Linked DNA regions of Homo sapiens: region 2 is linked to region 1. A link is a loop called in an ENCODE intact Hi-C map of the cell type or tissue named here. Cell type or tissue: ovary. All regions are shown on one strand. Each heading gives the region's core, and the rest is flanking DNA. Links, peaks and the distances in the headings are about the cores only. Region 1 has its middle 89 kb from the start of CTNNB1. Region 2 has its middle 93 kb from the start of ZNF621.

Region 1 (2,916 bases), core at 137-2,636:
TGAGTTACTAAGTTAAAAGGTAAGGGCATTTATTGCACATTGTATATTTTTAAGGGATGGTTTGGAATATATCTAACAGAAGCATTAATGGAAACTTGCCTATAGTATTTGGATTCAGAGGGGCCCAAATTCCCTCACTCCCATTTCACTTTGAGATTGAGAACATCACCAGCCTAATTTAAACAGATGTGACTGTCATGGTCCTTCTGCAGGGGTCCTTTACCAACGTTCAAGTCAGGAATTAGTTATTAGTGTTTGTCTTAGCATGTTACCTCCAAGGAATGATCAGCAAATCTTTTGTTACCCCACTACCATGTTTCTTATCTTCACTGGGGTGTATATTCTAGCAATAAATCATTTTCAAGTATTTATATGTGCTATGGTTATATGTGCTTTATGTATAAAGTTCTTATAGCTTCCATCAGTCACTAAAAAATGAGGGCTACATCTGTGCTGTTCAAATCAGTAGCTACTAGCCACATGTTGCTAAATTTAAATGAATTAAAATTAAAATTTTGAGTTCTCATTTGCACTCACCAGGCTTCAAGTGCTCAATAGCCACATGTGCCTCATGGCTAGTGTGTTGGACAGTGTGTGGTTCTATTGGATAGTGCTGCTGAAACAATTCCTCTTTGGCCTCAGCTGTCACAGAGAACCTGTGTTTCATAATTACCTTTCCACGACTCAGTTCAGATTTGAAGTGAAGTACATCCTCCTGCTCATCGAAGACACAAAGGAGCACCCCACCTGAGGAGGCTGATGGTGACTAGAATCATGTACAGTCACTGAGGACTCACTAGGCACCAGGCACCCCACTAAACACATCTACCTCCCAACAACCCCCAGGCATGGGTACTACTTTACACATAATGAAAAATTCTGGGAAGAAAATTCTTCCATTCAATCTAAGTAATTTCTTGGGAAAGAATGCTTTAATATGCTGCTCAGGACACAGGGTGAGCCTCTGCAGTGGTACCCAAGGAATAAAACGTACTCATCAGATTGCTCTATAATCATTTAATTTTCCGAGGCGGGGGCAGAGGATAGAAAAAGGTATCTATCAGGGGAATGGAAGCATGAAGCACGTGTGGAGCTCCTCAGTCTCTTTGAAAAGACTCATGTGATGTAGGAAGGACCCTTGGTTGCTTTTCTCCACACAGACCTGCAGGCAGCAGGGCAAGGAAAAAGGAGAGACATGCGGACTGGTGTCTCCCACACGAGAGTCAGAAAAACATCGGTTCAATATTGGATTCTATCTCTCACTGGCTGTGAGAGCTCATTCAAGCCTCAGTATTCCAACCTGCAGTATGGGGAGAATACCACATAACATGGACGTTTGCCTGAGGCCTGAATTGAAGGAGAGAGACAAAGGCTTCATCAGTGCTTCCTCCCAGGTCAACTCGGGCTGCATGCCCCCGTGACCAGACTGACACAGGTGGCACTTTCACCCCACGGCCAACTGATACAGAGCTACACAGCATTAAGGAGGGGCTTATCTGTGCTCCCTGAGAAGGAAAGGGTGGGCTCCCCTAGCCTAGGGCTGCTGGCTCACCCTGGGCTCCTGGGAGAGGAGACAGGTTAAAGTCAGACGGCACTTTGGGTCCTCCCAGGATCTTGCTGCCAGACCCTCAGAGTGGAGGAGATGATGGAAACTCATAGCCCCTTGAACTGCTCGATGCTGCCAAGAAGCAGCAAGGTGTAGCATCTTTGCAATTCTGTATGCAGCGGAGTGGGAGCTCCAGCACTCCCTGAGATATTGAGCTTTAAACCTGTCACAGTAAATAGTCAGGAATTAATACACCAACTCCTCAGCTCTGGCAGTGCAATTTGCCATCTAAATTGTTACCTTCACCAGAACGGTACATAAACAAAGTCAGCAGGTTGCAGGAACTTTTCAGCAGACATGGTGAAACTTGTTCTTCCCTAAGAAGAGAGAGGGAGGAGTAGGGAAAGGGAGTTGACATGTCACACATCCCTGTGGTGTGCCAAGCAGTGAGCTGGTGCTTAGCAGGCACTGCCTCTTTTATCTTTACAACCCCCTGTGAGGGAGGGATTATCATTCTCATCCTGCCAGTGAAAAAAGTGAAGGTCAGAGTCATCTGCCCAAGGTCACTAAGCTGGTAAGTCAAAGAGCCACCCTCAGCCCCAATGGTTCTGACCCAAGATTCATGCTACACTACTGAATCAGGTCTTCAAACAGTTCCCGGAGATAGGAGTCAATATATAGCACGCCAGCTGTTCTGCAGTGAAGTGGAACTGTGGACAGAGCTCTGCCCAGACCCCAGGGACCTTCCTTTTAACCTTTCTGTGCACCCTGTCACCAACTGCTGTGTTGCTTCACTTCTAACAGCCACATGTACCTCTCCCTTAAGAGGACTGACTGTCTAAGGGCTGCAGCAGCACTCTGCCCACATGAGCAAAAACCTGGAAGTGCCTGGAGGCCCTTGGACAAAGAATGACTGTTTGGGGATTATGAAAGCATAGCTCCATTGCCTGCAGTCAGGACACACTCTGAGGTGTGACACTTTCCAGAGCACCCTGTAGGACCAGGTAGAGGCTGGGACTCTGCCTAGGATCACCTTGTGAGGTTTCCCACTCTGCCTTGCTTCCCCATCCCTTCGGTTGCTTCTGGATGCACCTCCTTAATAAATCAGTTTTCTGTGGATGCCTGTCTCAGGGTCTGTTTCTGATAAACCTACCCTAAGACAGAGTATTTCCTTACTGAAGGGAACCAATTTGTATGTGGGACAGGGTTGACTTAACAACCCAGGCTTCTTATTCTCTATCAATAAGTTTCTTGAGTCCAGTACTTCTCTTTCAGCGTCCATCAAAGTGTTAGCAAATGAATCTCTAACCTACTGATACAACAGAAATAGTTTTGGAGGTATAATGGGTCAAATTTTGAACCAAAATTCC
Region 2 (2,916 bases), core at 274-2,773, 490 kb before region 1:
GAGGAGCAGAATGCTGAAACTCACAGTAGACAGCATTTCTTTTCAAACAAGCAAGCATGGCCACACAATGAAGTTATCTTTAGGTAGCCAAGTGGGCGGTTGTCATAGCGATGTGTGCATTATTAAGAGAGTGTTGTTCATCCTGGCAGCTAATATCATAATGAGGTTGGCTCATTATCAGGTTGAGCCAAAGTTGGCTTTTGCTCTCCTTTTTTGCTGGGGCCTGGGGTCCAGCGAGGTCTCGATTCCACCTCCAAGCTGGATCACCGACTCCCAGCATCTGTCTTTTATTTGGTTACCCCAGCTTCCTTCTGTGCTCTTCTAGGGGAGCAGATAAAGGAGGACGGCTGGGCGGGGCTCCTGGTGCCTTCACCTAGTGTTCGTCCTGTAGCAGGGTGCCTGCTATAGTTTGTGAAACACTTAACAGCACTTGAGAACTATGTTGTCCCAGGCAACTGGGACATGTGAGATTAAACCGCAGATTGGTCTGCAGACAATCAGCTACTCTGCTTTCCTTCTGCACCTGTTTCTTTTGCCTACTTGGTTCCACGAAACCAGCTGTAAGGACCAAATGGTACCTTTTGTGTCATGATCACCATTTAATGGGAACTTCTTAATTCCCAGTGTTCACTGCAATTTTGTGAATTCCAAGATTCGTGAAAAGTCTACCTGTCACCTCAAGTTCAGGTGCCTGGTGGCTGTTTCACCTTATGACCAGATGTCCAGTTAATTTTAAATCAATTTGGAGATTGTTTGCCATTGCTTTCTTTGTCTGTCTCTGTTTGGGTTTTTTTTATAGGATGCTACAATGGTCTATTTGGCTCAAATTTAGATTTCATGCTGCATGTGATTTTCATTCTTGCCTCATGTTTTAAAAAATTAAGTTGCTTCTAATTTTCTCACTGTTTGGGCCAGCAGAGCATCCTCTTCAGAAGGAAAGGAGAAAGCAAACAAAATAATCTTGCTCAAAGCTTCACCAGGGAGATGGTGGCCACTGCCTGAGAGGTGAGTCAGGAAAAGGAAATGGTTTGTACCTTTATCACTAAGTGTCCTGTTGCGGTGAGCAAAGATGTGCCCTCTCAGGTACAGCCCTTGGTGATGCCCCCAGCACTGCCCTTGCAGACGCCCCCAGCACTGCCCATCTTCAGTACACCCGTTCCTCCAGAGCCTTTGGCAGTGTTCTGCAGCCCAGTGAAGGGATGGCATTTTATGGTAGGTTTTCTTAGAGCACAGTCCACTAACATCAGAGTCACTTGAGGACTAATTAGAAATGCAGATTTTGGGGTCCCCTGACAAACTGTTCCTCAGCTAAGCATGATGCACATCGATTTTTTTTTTTATGAGCCTTTTTGGTGTGTTTCATTTAGTAGTGTTTTTCCTTGTCCTTTTTCCTTTTTAAAAAGTAATATAAGGATATCGTAAAGCTGGTTTAAACAATGAAAAGAGAAAATGGTTTCTAGTCCCCGGTCTGTCTCCTCGGGGACTCCTATACTTTTCTGTTTTTATTTTGTGTGTATCTTTCAGAGATATTCCTCACATACATATGTATATAAATTCTCTTAAAATCCACAGTGGCAGCTTCCTAAATACACTGTTCTGTCACTTGCTTTTTTTTTTTTCCCCTCTATGCAATATATCTTGGCTATGGTTTCATACCAGCATATTAAGATCTTCCTCATTTTTAAAAATGACTGCACAGTACACTTTGTATGGGATGTAGCATGTTTTATGGGTTTTGAACAAAGCTGGTGTCTGCTCCTAATCAGGTACCTTTCTCTCCTTAGGCTTTAAGAATATGGTCTCATAAATCTGCAACAACCCTTGGCAAAAGAGAGACTTTTTTTTTTTTTGGCCCTATTTTAACCATAGGATAGCCCGTCTTGGTTTGGGTTCACCAGAGGTAGAAGCTGACACCAGGATTCCAGTGGGGGTAATCTGGAAGGTGATCATAGGTAACACCTGCAAGTGAGACAGGGAAGGAAGTCATTAAAGGGGGTGTAATCAAGCAGGTTACCACTGTGGGCAACTGGGGCTTAATTCTTCAAGGGCCACTCCAAGGCAGTGCAGAGCATGCCTTGGGGTTATTCCACCTGAAGTGTGGTGGAGCTGGCCACTGGTGACTGACAGGTTGCTTGTGGGAGTGGGGGTGCTAAATTCCCCTACCATTTCTGGCCTGCCTCACAGGGTATGGGGACTCCATTGACCAAAGAAAAACCTTAGCCCAAGAGATGCAGGTGCCAGTAGCTGGAAGTTGGGCAGTTGTGCACTGAAATGGTAAGGGCAAGGGTTATGATTGTCATACCAACAGCAGTCACCACACAGCTGGAGGCTAGAGCTTCTAGATTCATCTATATACTTAAGAAGAGCAATGGACATGGATGCAGTGCCAGAAACACAGACTGTTTTCCTAGCTCTTCTCTTATGGTGACTTTGGGTGAGTTGAGTCATTCAAGCTTTTGGAGCTTAACTTTCATAATCTGGAATATGAGGCTAGTGGCACTCACTTCTCAGGATAACTTTGTGGACTAAATGAGGATTTCCAGTTTTGGAAAAAAGATTTCAGAGTCCTGAGTGCTAGTGATTACTGCTACTATGTAGCAGCCAATACCCAGGAAAGAAGGCCATTAACATCCTTCAGAACCTACCCAAGATCACCACATTTGGTGAGATCAGAGCCCCCATTCCCTGCACTCATGCAAGTTATTCTCCAAAAATGCCAGAAGTCAAATTCAAACCAATCTAAATGGCACCAGGATGCCAACAAGAAGAGGAGGACAATGCTTCCCAGGGACATTCCTTCCATCAAGAGCACAGCAGACAGACCCTTTAATTCTGCAGTAGCAGGAACATCATGTTTGCTTTTCTGAAACAGCCTAGATTTTAGAGTCAGAGAGGTTCTTCGGAGTCTCGCTGTAT

The links. A loop is a pair of places that touch in the nucleus more often than their neighbours do. Peaks named below come from ENCODE experiments on the same cell type or tissue, not always from the same donor. Only the 100,000 strongest peaks of a DNase experiment are listed, where the experiment ranks them.
Region 2: a loop joins it to region 1, with 5 times the contacts of the local background. A loop is called at or near these places in 1 of 110 quality-filtered maps.

The regions. Positions count from the first base shown.
Region 1 is chr3:41,108,845-41,111,760 of GRCh38, forward strand. No RefSeq gene overlaps it. Among named protein-coding and RNA genes, the nearest start is that of CTNNB1, 89 kb to the right of the region's middle. In ovary, for the core only: no CTCF peak of the experiment used is centred there; a DNase peak (open chromatin) is centred at 1,502.
Region 2 is chr3:40,616,187-40,619,102 of GRCh38, forward strand. No RefSeq gene overlaps it. Among named protein-coding and RNA genes, the nearest start is that of ZNF621, 93 kb to the left of the region's middle. RefSeq lists an enhancer at 1-307. In ovary, for the core only: no CTCF peak of the experiment used is centred there; no DNase peak of the experiment used is centred there.